Linked DNA regions of Homo sapiens: region 2 is linked to region 1. The links are chromatin loops, found by intact Hi-C in ENCODE. Cell type or tissue: prostate gland. All regions are shown on one strand. Links, peaks and the distances in the headings refer to the core of each region. The heading gives the core; the rest is flanking DNA. Region 1 holds the start of CYP3A4-AS1 (CYP3A4 antisense RNA 1). Region 2 holds the start of CYP3A5 (cytochrome P450 family 3 subfamily A member 5).

Region 1 (8,286 bases), core at 1,862-6,861:
GAGATATGCTGTGTTATTTCTATCTTGACTACCTACTATTTCTTGAACAGCAAGATTAATTTTGAGCTTCAGATTATGATTTGGGTTATTCTAGGAGACTGTAGTCCAATAGATAAAGGCAAAGAGATTAGGGCATTGAATTTTGTTCCTTTTATCCTTCAAAAGATGCACAAGGGGCTGCTGATCTCACTGCTGTAGCGGTGCTCCTTATGCATAGACCTGCCCTTGCTCAGCCACTGGCCTGAAAGAGGGGCAAAAGTCATAGAAGGAATGGCTTCCAGTTGAGAACCTTGATGTCTTTTACTCTTCTGGTTGGTAGAGAAAACTAGAATTGCTCCAGGTAAATTTTGCACATTCACAATGAATTTCTTTTTCTGTTTTTGTTTTGTTTTTCCTACAGCAGTCTTTCCATTCCTCATCCCAATTCTTGAAGTATTAAATATCTGTGTGTTTCCAAGAGAAGTTACAAATTTTTTAAGAAAATCTGTAAAAAGGATGAAAGAAAGTCGCCTCGAAGATACACAAAAGGTAAAATGTGGTGGTAGTTATAGGAGGATGTTTAGTTTTTCATAATTTTTTAGATAATATACATATGATCAGTGCAGTTACCTGTATGTTTTTAAAGAATGCTTTTAACATGAAGACTGCTCATGTTTAGAGCAAGAGAATTCATTTGGTAGAAATGCAGAAAGTGGGGTTTGGGGAAGGAGATATGAGAATGAGTCAGAGACAGCACATGAAATTTGATATCAGACACAACAATTAGTATGCCACGGCATAAATTTTATTGAGATAAAACTTTACCACTTTACTTCCCTTCAATAAATTGTCAGAGGATAAACATTACTGTTTGGAAATATATTTTACTGATATTATGCTTTCCCCAGATCATAAATTGGTAAAGACTCATTTCAAGTACAAACCTGTTATTTTACACATTCTCAAATGAAAGTCCCTATCAGGCCACCTGCTGAAGTGTAGCGTGTGTTAAATTTGAGCCATCTCACATGATAGCCAGATTTGTTTCAGGAAAACATCCTGCTTTCCAAGGATTTAGAAGGGTATGTTTTTCACTGGTGATTCAGGCAACATGCATCAGATTTCTGGTCTTCAAGGAGCCATATTCTCAGAAGGGAGATCAAGGACCACGCTTGTGATTTACTTCTGACTTCAGGAGCCACTTTCTGTCAGTGAAATTTCTCTTTTTGCTTCTAGCACCGAGTGGATTTCCTTCAGCTGATGATTGACTCTCAGAATTCAAAAGAAACTGAGTCCCACAAAGGTAACCAGAGTGTTTCTGAGGGCTACTTGTGGGGCACTCAGAGGGAAGGCCTTGTTCTGAAAATGTGCAGGAAGTATTCCAGGATGATGAGAATTTCTGCCACATAGCAGAACGACACATGTTTGAATGTTATAAGTGGTAGTTGGAGGCACTTTCTAGAGGCATGCAGGCATAGATAGCCATGTTCTAAGAGTAAAGGGCAACCCTAAGCAAACCTGGCATGCTAGAAAGTCAGTCTGCGGTCTGTGGATCACCTACATCAGATCAAATGCCAATTCTCAGCCTCCTTCAGATCCACTGAATAAAAATTTCTGCCTAGAAATTTATTAGGTTGCTGCAAAATTAATTGTGGGTTTTTCCATTACTTTTAATTGCAAAAAAATGCAATTAAAAGTAATGGCAAAAACCACAATAACTTTTGCAGCTACCTAATACATCTAACATCCAATCAGGAGCCACGCTGTTCCAAAAGGGGTGATTTTAACTGGCAGTACTTGTTGAAAGTGTGTTCACCAGGTTAATCTACTGCAAAGTTATTTTCCACTTTGGAATGGATTAGTAACTTGTGGGGAAAACCTCTGAGACCGTGTAAATATCCTCTTTGTCTTCAATGTTTCACCTACGAGTTTTACAACCCATGTATGTTTTTTACTGAAGTCACTATTACTATGACAGTGGCAAAATGATGACCATGGTCAATTACAAGCCACCAAGACTTGGCAACCATCTCACAAAATTCCTGAATATTTAACTATTGGTTCTAGAGAGCAGGACTGGGCTTACTCCAGCATACTGCTTTAAATATATCCATGTCTACATCCACTTTTGTCTGTATGTCTATGTATCTATCTATGTATCTATCTAGCTATGTATCTATCTATCTATCTATCATCTATCTATCTATCATCTATCCATCTATCATCTATCATTTATCCATCTATCATCTATCTACTTATATATTATCTATCTATCATCTAACTATTCATCTATCTATCCCAATATAACTTGCTGTGATAAAGGAAATAGTCTATTGTTTTACTGTTTCATATAGAAATCACTAGACACATATGGCTATTGAGCACTGGATATGTGGCTAGTGCCATTGAAGATCAATTTTAAATGGTATTTCAGTTTAATTTAATAAAATTTGATTTTAAATAGCCACTAGTGGGTAGTGGCTACCATATTGGACAGCAGAGCTCTAAACTTTGAGATTATAGTTCAATTTCACATCAGTATCATCAGGTTCATGATAACTGAATACTATGATTAGGTAGTTGAATTTACTTATAACTGCATCACAGAAGTCTTCACTGGTAAATCACAGCTCTGTCGACCTTTCTCACACTCCTTTCATATTGGTTTTGGTTGTGAATTACATGGTTGGAGCAGGCATTATATTTATTTCTATGTTCCAGGTCTCTAAAGGTCCTAATCCAGTCCTGATCAAACAGACCAGTGATGGACCATCCTGAGCTTCTCTCAGGAGAAAAATCAAGAGGGGCCCAACTTGTAATCATAGGAGCTTATGCTATTTTAATGCCATCCATCAGACTACAATCAATTACCACTCATCTAGCTTTTTGTCCATCTCTCATTCTTGTACATCCTGAGATAGTCAATTCTGAGAACTGTAGCCTAGATCTATCACCTGATGCCTCTCAAAGATATAATCCGTGCTTCTCAAGCTAGGCTATGCACACAAATCACTGCATCTTGTGAAAGTTCAGATTTTGAATCAGTAGTTCAAGGGTGGGGTTTGAGATTTTGCATTTCTAATGAGCTCTCAGATGCTTCTGACCCATGGACCACACTTTGAATACCAAGAAGTGGTCTGTAGACCAATATTGGTCCCTTAAGTTCCCTCAAACATATCTTCGGGAAACGTCCTTTGATTTTCCCTACATTTAACCATTAGTGTTGCAAATTCTCTCAAAGTTTGTCAAGATATATTGTAGCTAAAATAAATTACATTTTTCTTGGGGGAGAGTACTACCTCATATTAACTTACAATAAAGTACTTTTAGGATCATTCAAGGAACACACCCATAACACTGAGTATGTTATGCGGAAATGCTCTCTCTGGAAATTACACAGCTGTGCAGGTGGCGGGGGTGGCATGAGGAGGAGTGGATGGCCCACATTCTCGAAGACCTTGGGGAAAACTGGATTAAAATGATTTGCCTTATTCTGGTTCTGTAAGATACACATCAGAATGAAACCACCCCCAGTGTACCTCTGAATTGCTTTTCTATTCTTTTCCCTTAGGGATTTGAGGGCTTCACTTAGATTTCTCTTCATCTAAACTGTGATGCCCTACATTGATCTGATTTACCTAAAATGTCTTTCCTCTCCTTTCAGCTCTGTCCGATCTGGAGCTCGTGGCCCAATCAATTATCTTTATTTTTGCTGGCTATGAAACCACGAGCAGTGTTCTCTCCTTCATTATGTATGAACTGGCCACTCACCCTGATGTCCAGCAGAAACTGCAGGAGGAAATTGATGCAGTTTTACCCAATAAGGTGAGTGGATGGTACATGGAGAAGGAGGGAGGAGGTGAAACCTTAGCAAAAATGCCTCCTCACCACTTCCCAGGAGAATTTTTATAAAAAGCATAATCACTGATTCTTTCACTGACTCTATGTAGGAAGGCTCTGAAAAGAAAAAGAAAGAAACATAGCAAATGGTTGCTACTGGCAGAAGCGTAAGATCTTTGTAAAACGTGCTGGCTCTGGTTCATCTGCTTTCTATTACTACAATAATGCTAAGTAAAAAACCTCCAAAAACCTCAGTGGCATCTAACAATAAGCATTTGTTGCTCACACTCATTTCACATTGGTTTTGGTTGTGAATTACATGTTTGCAGCAGGCACCATAGTGGTGTGTGATGTCCCCTTAGCTGTATCCACATATGGACACAGGAATTTGCTCTTTTTATCTCTTTTTATTTTCTTGGTTACAGACATGTGACTTTTTTTTTTGAAAGGTAACAATCACTTTCTCATATGTTATTTGATGCTAGTGGTCATAGCCTATTAGTCACATTTGTTTCAATGAGAAAGAAAAACCAGTACACGGTTATGCTAAGGATTTCAGTCCCTGGGGTGAGAGCCGTCTCGAATGTCTCCCCACTTCATAACTCCTCCACACATCATAGTTGGATAGTGAGCTCTGCTGATATTGGCAGGACTTGCTCTGGTCTGGCTGTAGTCTGACGGAGCCTGGCCCTGGGTGTGCTGTGCAGGCTGACTCAGCTCTCCCCACACCTATCTCATGTTCCAGTCAGGCAGTAACTGGTGAAGAAGCCAAGCTAGGAACCAGGATATCTGGCTCCTGAGCTAAAGTCTTAAAACACTATCATATTGCCTTCCAAATATAACACCAAATACTAGGTGCATATCACCCACACTGTTTTCAGACCTCTGCCAAAATTGGGATTCTTTGTGGTATGAAGAGACACGGCTTTGGGGCTGGCCCGGCTGTGGCAGTGAGGTGAACACAAAGGGATGTTCTTCAGAGATTACAGTCCAGCCCTGAAGCAACAACTAGGAGACTGTTTCAGCAAGTGAGGACAGGGCTGTGTGGGGTTCTATCCTCTTTATAACTTCCACTAGCACTGAAATCGTGTTCTCTGGTTACATCCAACCAGAACCTTCTTTGTCATTTTTGGGATAGAAAGGGACTAGTTTATCCTCAAATTATTTATGGAGATTTTATATAATATAGTGTTTCTCTCCACATTTTCTGTATATAACAAAAGTCCTCCTTTTAGTGTGTGTATACACATATATATACACATATATATGTGTGTGTGTATGTGTGTGTGTATATATATATAGACATATATACACGGTTATGCTAAGGATTTCAGTCCCTGGGGTGAGAGCCTTCCCGAATGCTTCCCACCTTCATAACTCCTCCACACATCTCAGTGGGCCACTGAGCACAGCAATGGGCATGACAGTTATTAAAACACTTTATAAATGCTTCGATCCTTTACCAGTATGAGTTAGTCTCTGGAGCTCCTAATACTTCATTAGTACTGCATGGACTGAGTTAAAAGTTAATTCAAAATCTCAATTTATCCAAATCTGTTTCGTTCTTTCCAGGCACCACCCACCTATGATACTGTGCTACAGATGGAGTATCTTGACATGGTGGTGAATGAAACGCTCAGATTATTCCCAATTGCTATGAGACTTGAGAGGGTCTGCAAAAAAGATGTTGAGATCAATGGGATGTTCATTCCCAAAGGGGTGGTGGTGATGATTCCAAGCTATGCTCTTCACCGTGACCCAAAGTACTGGACAGAGCCTGAGAAGTTCCTCCCTGAAAGGTACAAGGCCCCTGGGAAGGGAGCCCTCCCTGAACCAGCCTGGTTCAAGCATATTCTGCCTCTCTTAATCTACAGGACAGTCATGTGGTTGTATAATTATTTGCTTGTATTTTTATATTTAGAGATTTTTTTAATCATCAAATTGATTATTGTCACACTTTACAAACCATAGACTAGAAAAAAGAAAACTACAGTCATCCACAATTCCAACAACTTACGATGAAGGTCATCAGTTATGTCCTTATGGGTCATCAGTGTCCAAAATGTAAGGACTCTTTTAAAAACACATGATCACAATGCTATTATTATGTCCCCCAAATGAATATTTTTTTCATAAATATAATCAAATATTTAGGAATAACATTTTAATAAAAAACATGCATCTAATCTTCAAAGAATTTTATAGCTTACTGGAACAGATAGACAAAGAAAGCAGTGATGATACTGCATTACATCGGTACAGTAGCATCATATGCCTGTGTAAATTATCTGACTTCAACTATTCTATGGAGGTGTGGGGGAGAAAGAGGGAGAGATGGAGAGAAGAAGAAGGAGGAGAAGGAGGGAGAAGACAAGGTAAGGAGGAGAAGGAGGAGAATTAGAAAAACAAGAGAGGAGATGAGAAGGAAAGTGCAAAATAACAATTTTGAAATAGTACAAGACAATTTCCCCTTCTCCTTCCTCATGACCAATGTAAGTGTGACTTGAGGCAGGAACCTACTTTTCCATCAGTCAGTCCCATCACTTATGTGCCTTTTATAGTGTGGACACATCACCACCCTGAATATAATTTCAGTGTTTAGAAATAAGTATTCTTTGCAACACTATTTATCTCATCTCAACAAGACTGAAAGCTCCTATAGTGTCAGGAGAGTAGAAAGGATCTGTAGCTTACAATTCTCATAGCAAAATAAGCATAGCAGGATTTCAATGACCAGCCCACAAAAGTATCCTGTGTACTACTAGTTGAGGGGTGGCCCCTAAGTAAGAAACCCTAACATGTAACTCTTAGGGGTATTATGTCATTAACTTTTTAAAAATCTACCAACGTGGAACCAGATTCAGCAAGAAGAACAAGGACAACATAGATCCTTACATATACACACCCTTTGGAAGTGGACCCAGAAACTGCATTGGCATGAGGTTTGCTCTCATGAACATGAAACTTGCTCTAATCAGAGTCCTTCAGAACTTCTCCTTCAAACCTTGTAAAGAAACACAGGTTAGTCAATTTTCTATAAAAATAATGTTGTATTAATAATTCTTTTAACTGAGTGGTCTGTATTTTTTAAAAAGAATATGCTTGTTTAATCTTTTACTAATTTGTTCTCTGGGCCAAAGAATCAATTAGGCCCATCTGTGATCTTTAAGGGTGCTTCAGTTCTGGAGTTCAAAAGCTGTAGCATCAAAAACATCATGTAAAGCCCATGTAGATTAGCATGGCATAATTATCTGCAGTCTCCTTGAACTTGAGCAAAGTTTACATTCAGTTTCAAGTCGATTGGAAAGATGGGGAAGTATTTTGCACAGTCATGAAGTGTAATGATTACCTTGTTGTGACTTTTGAATGCTGCTCTTCCCAACCAGAACTTGGAGAAGCTTTCTCATGAGAGTGGCTCCCAACCACTAGCTGTACATTGGAATCACCAGGGAGCTTTAAAAATTCATGATGTCTGGGATATCACAGAAATTCTAAACTAATTTGCCCAGAGTGTGGCTTTAAAAGCTTCCCCATTGCTTCTCATGTGAAGCCAAGGTTGAGAATGACTAATTTAAGGCATTTCTGGTGGATATAAAGGACTACCACAGTCCAAGGCCATCCTGACTGACCTCACCTTCCAGGTGCCTAGCTCCATCCAGCTGGGCTCCTTTTCAACCCAATTATAACTCTATTAATGTTGTTCCCAGCCAGGCATGGTGGCTCATGCCTGTAATCCCAGCACTTTGGGAGGCCGAAGCAGGCGGATCATGAGGTCAGGAGATCGAGACCATCCTGGCTAACACGGTGAAACCCCGTCTCTACTAAAAATACAAAAAATTACCCTGGAGAGGTGGCAGGCACCTGTAGTCCCAGCTACTCTGGAGGCTGAGGCAGGAGAATGGCATGAACCCCAGGGAGCGGAGCCTGCAGTGAGCCGAGATTGGGCCACTGCACTCCAGCCTGGGTGACAGCGAGACTCTGTCTCAAAAAAAAAAAAATGTTGTTCCCTTTCTCCTCATTTTGTTCTTATCTTTCAAGTCCTAGTTCAATCCCCAAGCCCCTCCAAAGTGTCTTCTCCTCCTAGTCCAGGGCCCATTTACTTCTCTGCTCTGTTATTGGATACTGGAGGCTATTATCATAAATTTGACAATTTGCCATTAAATCATTGAGTTTTATTCTCTATATTTTCTTTGTATCTAAAATGTCTTCCCCCCTCCATTAACAATATCCTCTCATTTTATTCCTTTTTAAAATATCCCAGTGGTGCCTTGCAAGGGACTGTATCTAATGCAAGCATTTGGTAAATGTTTAAGGAGTGATGTGCAGTTGATGGCTTGCATACATATATTAAGCTATTTAATGTGAACCTTTAAACAAATGCCATTCGTGCATATGCATGTGTGTGTGTGTGTGTGCACATGTGGGCATGCATGTCTGTCTGCAGTGAAAATATATTCAGGGTTTTTG
Region 2 (8,286 bases), core at 3,127-8,126, 84 kb after region 1:
ATAGTCAGCAATACATTTTTTGTTTACTTTGATGCTACAGTTTCTAATTTTGCTTTATTTAATGCTTCTCAATATGCTTGTTTAACTGTTGCAGATCCCGCTGAAATTACGCTTAGGAGGACTTCTTCAACCAGAAAAACCCATTGTTCTAAAGGTTGAGTCAAGGGATGGGACCGTAAGTGGAACCTGAATTTCCCTAAGGACTTCTGCTTTGCTCTTCAAAAAAGCTGTGACCTAGAACACCAGAGACCTCAAATTACTTTGTGAATAGTACCCTGAAATGAAGATGGGCTTCATCCACTGTACTGCATAAATAACCAGGGATTCTGTACATGCACTGAGCTCTCTCCCTGTCTGTGTAGAGTGTTATACTTGGGAATATAAAGGAAGTGACCAAATCAGTGCTTGGGAAGTAGATTTGGCTTCTTTGTTTCTCACAGGACAATCTCAGCCACCCCTAGTTAGCACCATTAACTCCTCCTGAGCTCTGATAAAAGAATCAAAATTTCTCAATAATTTCATCCAAAATTATTAATGAAAATAAGAATTATTTTGATGGCTCTAACAGTGACATTTATATCATCTGTTTTATCTGGAGCATTCTATAATAAGTTTATATTAAGCAAATCAATAAAAACCTCTTACAAAAGTATCATCGGATACTTTCCTGAACATTAAGGAGAAATCTATAGAACTGAATGAATGAGAACCAACAAGTAAATATATGTGATCATTGTAACCATTGTTGGTGTGGGGCATTTGTCAGAACTCCAATGTGATTATTAACATAGGTGAGAATTAATCCACTGTGACTTTGCCCATTGCTTAGAAAGAACATTCATAGTTTAATTATGCCTTTTTTGACCAAGCACAGTGGCTCATGCCTGTAATCCCAGCACTTTGGGAGGCCGAGGTGGGTGGATCACCTGAGGTCAGGAGTTCGAGACCAGCCTGACCAACATGGTGAAACCCCATCTCTACTAAAAATACAAAAATTAGCTAGGTGTGGTGGTATGCACCTATAATCTCAGCTACCCAGGAGGCTGAGGCAGGAGAATCACTTGAACCTGGAGGCAGAGGTTGCAGTGAGCCGAGACGCACCATTACACTCCAGCCTGGGTGACAGAGTGAGATTCCATCTCAAAAAAAAAAAAAAAAAATTATGCCTTTTTGAAGCACATACATTTTATAACATACAACTGAATCCCTTATTATATTATTAGTTTTGATTTAATGTTTTCAAACCATCTCCCCTGATATTTCTGGGAGATGGGAAACATGTTTTCTTACACCTCTTGCATTCCATTCTCAACTCCCAACTGTCTTACTGCAATGAACACTTAATAAGAAACAGTCAATTGGTCAATTGATTGGGCAACAGGCTAAACACACTCATTCCTTGTCTGTTCCCACTTCTTTCTTTACTTTCCCTTCCTGAGTAACTTATCCTAAAGTCATTAGGTGGGTGGCAGCCAGATGGTGGCCACACATTAAGGTAGAAAAGAGAGTGTCATGATGGTTCCAAGTCAGAGACCTAGTAGGGTGAGGATCAAGTAGGTGTTCACGTGGAGAAACAGCCCGGCCTGTGTGTGGGAGTCCAAGCAAGCAGAGAAAATGTCGACACAGAGGGGTGGCCTGAAAAAGCAGCCAGAGCCTAAACAGGGCATGGAGAACATATTTAGGGCATGAGGTGAGGAGGGCATCCATGAGTGGGAAGGGATGGGTGAGGTTTCACTACATAAAGGGGATTGATGAAATAAGTAAATAAAGTATACTGGAAGCCAGGTGTGTCACTTTTGCAGAAAAGAGTCATGGATTCAGAAAGGGAGAAAACTAGCAGGAATCCTATGAAATTAGATTAAAATGGATGTATCCATGTATATTCATACCCTTCTAGATAGATAAATGGTTAGATAGGTGATAAAAAGATAACAAGAGGACAAGATAATTAGATAGACATAAATGTATGTATGTGTTTGTGTGTGTGTACAAAAAAACATATACTCCCTACTTCTCTCCACTGATAGGGCTAGGTAACAATGGCATTTCAATAGCAATGAGCACACTTAGTGGCCAGATCTTGGCTTATTAATACCATTTTCCACTGAAAGGAACCAGAGCTTTTTAGAGAAATGGCTGATTCCAGGGCCAGGATTAAGAATGTTCAAGATAAGCCTAGGATACATTTTGTGCCAGGAAGCAAGAAGATGTTCAAATGATTTCCAAGTAATGTTTGGAAATGATATTTGAAAATGATTTCCAAATGATATTTCCAAATGATTTCCAAATGATATATGGAAACACTTAAAGACTCCACTAAAGAACTATTAGATCTGATAAACAAATTCAGTAATGTTGCTGGATACAAAATCAACATACAAAAACCAGTAGCATTTCTGCATGCCAACAGTGAACAATCTGGCAAAAATAAAAAATGTAATCCCATTTACAATAACCCCAAATAAAACTAAATACCTGGGAATTAACTTAAGAGAAAGATGTCTACAATTAATATTGTAAAACACTGATGAAGGAAATTGAAGAAGACACAAAAAAGAAGGATATTCCATGTTTATATATTGTAAGCATTAATATTGTTAAAAATGTCCATACTACCCAAAGCAATGCACAGATTCAATGCAGTCTCTCAAAATACCAATGGCATTCTTCAAAGAAATAGAAAAAAAAAAACCCTAAAATTTGTATGGAACCACAAAAGACCCAGAATAGCGAAAGCTACCTTCAGCAAAAAGAACAAAACTGGAGGAATCATATTACCTGACTTCAAATTATACTACAGAGGTATAATAACCAAAACAGTATGGTACTTGTATAAAAACAGACACAGACCAATGAAATAGAATAGAGAACCCAGAAACAATTCCACACACCTACGGTGAACTCATTTTCAACAATGTTGTCAAGAACATACACTGGGGGAAAAGACAGTCTCTTCTGGTGCTGGGAAAGCTGGATTTTAACATGCAGAATAATGAAACTAGAACCCTGTATCTCACCAGACACAAAAATCAAATCAAGGTGGACGAAAGACTGAAACCTGGCTGAGTGCCGTGGCTCATGCCTGTAATCCCAGCATTTTGAGAGGCCGAGGCGGGTGTATCACTTGAGGTCAGGAGTTCAAGACCAGCCTGGCCAACATGGTGAAACCACATGTCTACCAAAAAATACAAGAGTTAGCTGGACATGCTGGTGCGTGCCTGTAGTCCCAGCTACACAGAAGGCTGAGGTGGCAGAATCACTTGGACCCAGGAGGCGGAGGTGGCAGTGAGCTGAGATCATGACAATGCACCCCAGCCTGGGCAAGAGAGTGAGACTCTGTCAGAAAAACAAAAAACAAAAAAACAAAAAACAAAACTGAAATCTGAGACCTCAAACGATGAAACTGCTACAAGAAAACATTGTGGAAACTCTTCAGGATATTGGTCTGGGCAAAACTTTCTGAAGAACTACCCCACAAGCACAGGCAACCAAAGCAAAAATGGACAAATGGATCAGATCAAGTTAAAAAGCTTCTGTACCACAAAGAAAGCAATCAACAAAGTGAAGACACAAACCACAGAATGGGAGAAAATATTTTCAAAGTCACACTCTGACAACAGATTAATAGCCAGAATACATGAAGCGCTCAAACAACTCTGTAAGGAAAAATCTAATAATCCAATCAAAAAATGGGCAAAATTTGAATAGACATTTTTCAAAAGAAGACATACAAATGCCACATAGGCATATGATAAGGTGCTCAACATCACTGGTCATTAGAGAAATGCAAATCAAAACCACAATGAGATATCATCTTACCCCAGCTAAAATGGTTTTTATCCAAAAGACAGGCAACAACAAATGCCAGCGAGAATGTGGAGAAAAGGGAACCCTTGTACACTGTTGGTGTAAATTAGTGCAACCACTATAGAGAACAATTTGGAGGTTCCTCAAAACATTAAAATTAACATTAAATAGAGCTACCACAATATCCAGAAATCCCCATGCTGGGTATATACCTGGAAGAAAGGAAATCATATATTGAAGAGATAACATCACTCCAATATTCACAATAGCCACTATTCACAAATGCCAAGATTTGGAAGCAACCTAAGTGTCCATCAACAGATGAATGGATAAAGAAAGTACTCCAATTATACACAATGGAGCACAATTCAGCCATGAAAAAAGCATGAGATCCTGTTATCTGTAATAATATGGATGGAACTGGAGGTCATCATGTTAAGTGAAATAAGCCAGGCACAGAAACACAGATATTGCAAGTTCTCACATACTTGTGGGATCTACAAATCAAAACAACTGAGCTAATGTCTGGGCCTTAGTCAGTGTTGTACCCAAGTACTGGGAGCACAGCTTTTAAAATACATCATGAATGCTTTAATACAGGAATGAATAGATGAGAGGCACAAACTGGTTGGGTGTTCTTCTGATACACAGTATCTTCCTTGACAGATTCAGTACAACTCTCAACAGGTAAGTCTCTTCATGTTATGTTACCTTATGAGGAATTAAGTGGCAGAACATGATTTCTATTATTTTCCTTTGCAGAACAAGACCAACTTTATTAGTTGGGACACAGTGTGGCTGCATTTGAGTCCCAAGCAACCATTAGTCTATTGCTATCACCACAGAGTCAGAGGGGATGAGACGCCCAGCAATCTCACCCAAGACAACTCCACCAACATTCCTGGTTACCCACCATGTGTACAGTACCCTGCTAGGAACCAGGGTCATGAAAGTAAATAATACCAGACTGTGCCCTTGAGGAGCTCACCTCTGCTAAGGGAAACAGGCATAGAAACTTACAATGGTGGTAGAGAGAAAAGAGGACAATAGGACTGTGTGAGGGGGATAGGAGGCACCCAGAGGAGGAAATGGTTACATTTGTGTGAGGAGGTTGGTAAGGAAAAATTTTAGCAGAAGGGGTCTGTCTGGCTGGGCTTGGAAGGATACGTAGGAGTCATCTAGAGGGCACAGGTACACTCCAGGCAGAGGGAATTTCGTGGGTAAAGATGTGTAGGTGTGGCTTGTGAGGATGGATTTCAATTATTCTAGAATGAAGGCAGCCATGGAGGGGCAGGTGAGAGGAGGGTTAATAGATTTCATGCCAATGGCTCCACTTGAGTTTCTGATAAGAACCCAGAACCCTTGGACTCCCCGATAACACTGATTAAGCTTTTCATGATTCCTCATAGAACATGAACTCAAAAGAGGTCAGCAAAGGGGTGTGTGCGATTCTTTGCTATTGGCTGCAGCTATAGCCCTGCCTCCTTCTCCAGCACATAAATCTTTCAGCAGCTTGGCTGAAGACTGCTGTGCAGGGCAGGGAAGCTCCAGGCAAACAGCCCAGCAAACAGCAGCACTCAGCTAAAAGGAAGACTCACAGAACACAGTTGAAGAAGGAAAGTGGCGATGGACCTCATCCCAAATTTGGCGGTGGAAACCTGGCTTCTCCTGGCTGTCAGCCTGGTGCTCCTCTATCTGTGAGTAACTGTCCAAACTCCTCTCTTTGTTTCCTTGGACTTGGGGTGCTAATCGGGCCCCTTTTCCCTTATCTGTTTTGAAGATCAAAAGAGATGTTCAAGGAGAAGTAGCTGAAGTGTTGGACGCTACAAACGCATAGAAGTTATTATTATCTTATGCAGATCTATGAATGAATAAATAAGCATTTCTCCCATCCACCTTCTAATTTTGGTGACTAGGAGGGTTTAGGGACAGCATTTGGTAGTGGGAATGATTTGATTAGCTTAGATCTGACGAAGACTAATCAATGAAAACATGGCAGCGGCAGATTACAAACTGCTGATCATGATGGACAGTGTGATCCTCATCCCCTTCCCAGGCTCTGGGGATTCTGGGTACAGGAAGGAGTGGCTTGCATTTTTGTCTCATTAATTCGCTTTCTGGGTTCTGTGTCTGCTGGAAGGGATGTGTAGCTGTATTGCCCCTGTAGACCTGGTTCCTGCTCCCCCGCCTTCCAACCCAGGATATCATTTACATAACGCACCAGGGGACACCAAGACTTCATGGGAAGCTGTCCCCTGGCTCTTCCCTCTTTCCTGTGCCATGCCCCTGAAAATCCCCTCCCTCCTATGAGTCACTCCTCCACCCTGTCATACACAGGATGGTTTATCTTGCAATGATTAACCTCTAGAGCAAAGGAGACCTGGAGGAAGTTTCGAGGATTTATTCTTTGCTTTAATCTTTTTCCTCCCGTCTCTGGGAGGCTAGGATTAATATAGAGCTTTGTTTCTCACCTAATGGGAATCTACTAGCAGCCTGAAAAGGCAGGAGCCATGAAAGCCAATTTGGATTTTACATATTTTTCCCCTTTATGTTACAGTACAGGAGGGCAAACCCTCTCACTGGTGGGATTCCTGGCATCCTAGAGCAGGTGGAGAGAAGAGTTACTTTCCACTGTGGGTAGTGGAGGCTCCACCTGTCCCATTAACTTCTACCTCAATTTGACTTTTATTAAGAGCAGGGAACCACAATGACATGAAAATAGACACTATAAACCTCATTTTAATTCTTTCACAGAAAGCTTAGGAATTCAGTGAGTTGTGGCAACATGGTTTCCATTGTCTAACATTTTTAAATGAATTGATATGGTTTAAATTCATTCATTTTTAAACCAGAATTTTTTGGAGATAGACTATTTCCAGCATGTTCCTTCTGGATGGTAAAACAGGGCTGTTAGTTCAGTATTTGTGACAATAAGTGTGTGTAAAATAATGTCACCTTTCCTGAATGTCAGGAATATGAGTCTAATGCACAAATGTATACCTCTAAGACAAGACTGCACGTCTTTTCAAATATACCTGTCCGGCCATTTATTTTAATAACTCCTTTTCGAATATACCTGCTTAGCAGATTGTCTTAAACTCTCAGGACAGGGGAGTAAGCAAGACTGTGAGCCAGTGACGATAGCAAAGGCTTCCAGGTAGGATCCATATGAAGTGAGAAAATATTCCTCAGCTCTCAGGGTAGAACTCCAAAGAGATATTCATGGGTCCTGGCCCCACCGTGGAGGTCACTCAAAGGGCAAACAGGTTGGCATCTCATCTGCTTCAAGCCTGGACACAGGGGCACCATCTGTGTCACTCTGTGTGTGGTCTGCCATGTTGTGGGCCGGTCACTACAGACTCGGGCAGCCAGGCAGACAATGCCTTAGCCTTAGACAATGCTGGTGCAGCCCAGGAGTCAGAAAATGCAGTGTAGACCAGGCCCTCCTTAGGCCAACACAATTACATGCAATAGATGACTGGCTTTTCTGTTAGTCTCTTCACTGGACCCAAAGGCTGCATTACTCTACCAGAGGGGAGCTGGAAAGAAACTAAAGAGTTCGCCCAGCACAGCATCTGCCTTGACATGGTACCATGTGAATCTAGACACTCACCAAGATCTTTCCTTGGGGGCCAATGCTGCTGACACATTAACTCAATAGCTTGTCCTCACCTGAGAGGTCAGGTAATGTGTTTAAAGTTCAGGAGCAGAGATTAGTGTCATTGATTTGACATGGCTGTGACAACAAAGGAGGGAACTGAAGTGGGAATACCCAAGGCCACCCTGGCTTTGGCAGGTGGTGCACGCACTTCCACTAACTGTTCTGGGGCAGGGAACCAAATGTATGACTGGGCCTGCTCATGCTGCCCCTGCTGAGTCCTCCAAACCCTGCCCTTCATGTAATTTCTCAGTTTTATTTTATCACATTTTATAAGTCACTGGATGTTTACAAAATGTTTGGAACCTATACTGCCTTGAAGGCTAACCTCTAAAGAGGAGTAAACAAGGTCTTAATACAACTCTCCGGGACGTTTTATCATTACTTATCTTATATGCCATACTGCACCATTTGCTATCAACAGGAAAGTACCTGGACTTTGGAAGGTCCCTCTGTGTCTTTTAGCTGAAAGTACATATGAGGCATGTGGATTCTTTTATGCACATCATCTTTTTCAGCCACATTTTTGTAGTTTGCCTCTCTGGAGCCAACTGTGTGGGGCTAGCAGCTTCACAGCTGAATCAGTGTCTGGCAACCTCTTCCTTCAGCCTCTCTTCTTCCTCCAGTTTTCCATCCCTCAGTCACACCGGAGGGGGAAGGTCTGCAAGGATCCAGAACCATCAGTTGGAGGAGTTTGCACATGACTCATGAAAGATGAGTTCCAGGCAGGCCTGCCATAGTGAACACCAGGCTTAATGGGTTTTTCCTCAGAGATACTTCACGTACAGAGGCAGTGAACTGACTGCTTTCTGGTTGACCAC

The links. Peaks named below come from ENCODE experiments on the same cell type or tissue, not always from the same donor. Only the 100,000 strongest peaks of a DNase experiment are listed, where the experiment ranks them.
Region 2: a loop joins it to region 1, with 6 times the contacts of the local background. A loop is called at or near these places in 2 of 110 quality-filtered maps.

What each region holds. Positions count from the first base shown.
Region 1 is chr7:99,759,373-99,767,658 of GRCh38, reverse strand. It overlaps CYP3A4 (cytochrome P450 family 3 subfamily A member 4), which reads left to right. Exons shown (of 13, transcript NM_017460.6): 8 at 401-528; 9 at 1,216-1,282; 10 at 3,644-3,804; 11 at 5,392-5,618; 12 at 6,678-6,840. It overlaps CYP3A4-AS1 (CYP3A4 antisense RNA 1), which reads right to left and starts at 3,727. Exons shown (of 1, transcript NR_198962.1): 1 at 763-3,727. RefSeq lists an enhancer at 3,748-4,028. In prostate gland, for the core only: no CTCF peak of the experiment used is centred there; a DNase peak (open chromatin) is centred at 4,508.
Region 2 is chr7:99,677,044-99,685,329 of GRCh38, reverse strand. CYP3A5 (cytochrome P450 family 3 subfamily A member 5) reads left to right here and starts at 5,334. Exons shown (of 13, transcript NM_000777.5): 1 at 5,334-5,504. The coding sequence starts at 5,434. CYP3A7-CYP3A51P (CYP3A7-CYP3A51P readthrough) reads left to right here. Exons shown (of 15, transcript NM_001256497.3): 15 at 95-653. The coding sequence ends at 104. It also overlaps a transcript of ZSCAN25 not described here and the pseudogene CYP3A51P. RefSeq lists promoters at 4,643-5,381, 5,249-5,414. In prostate gland, for the core only: no CTCF peak of the experiment used is centred there; DNase peaks (open chromatin) are centred at 5,339 and 6,109; H3K4me3 peaks cover 2,826 bases; H3K27ac peaks cover 2,733 bases.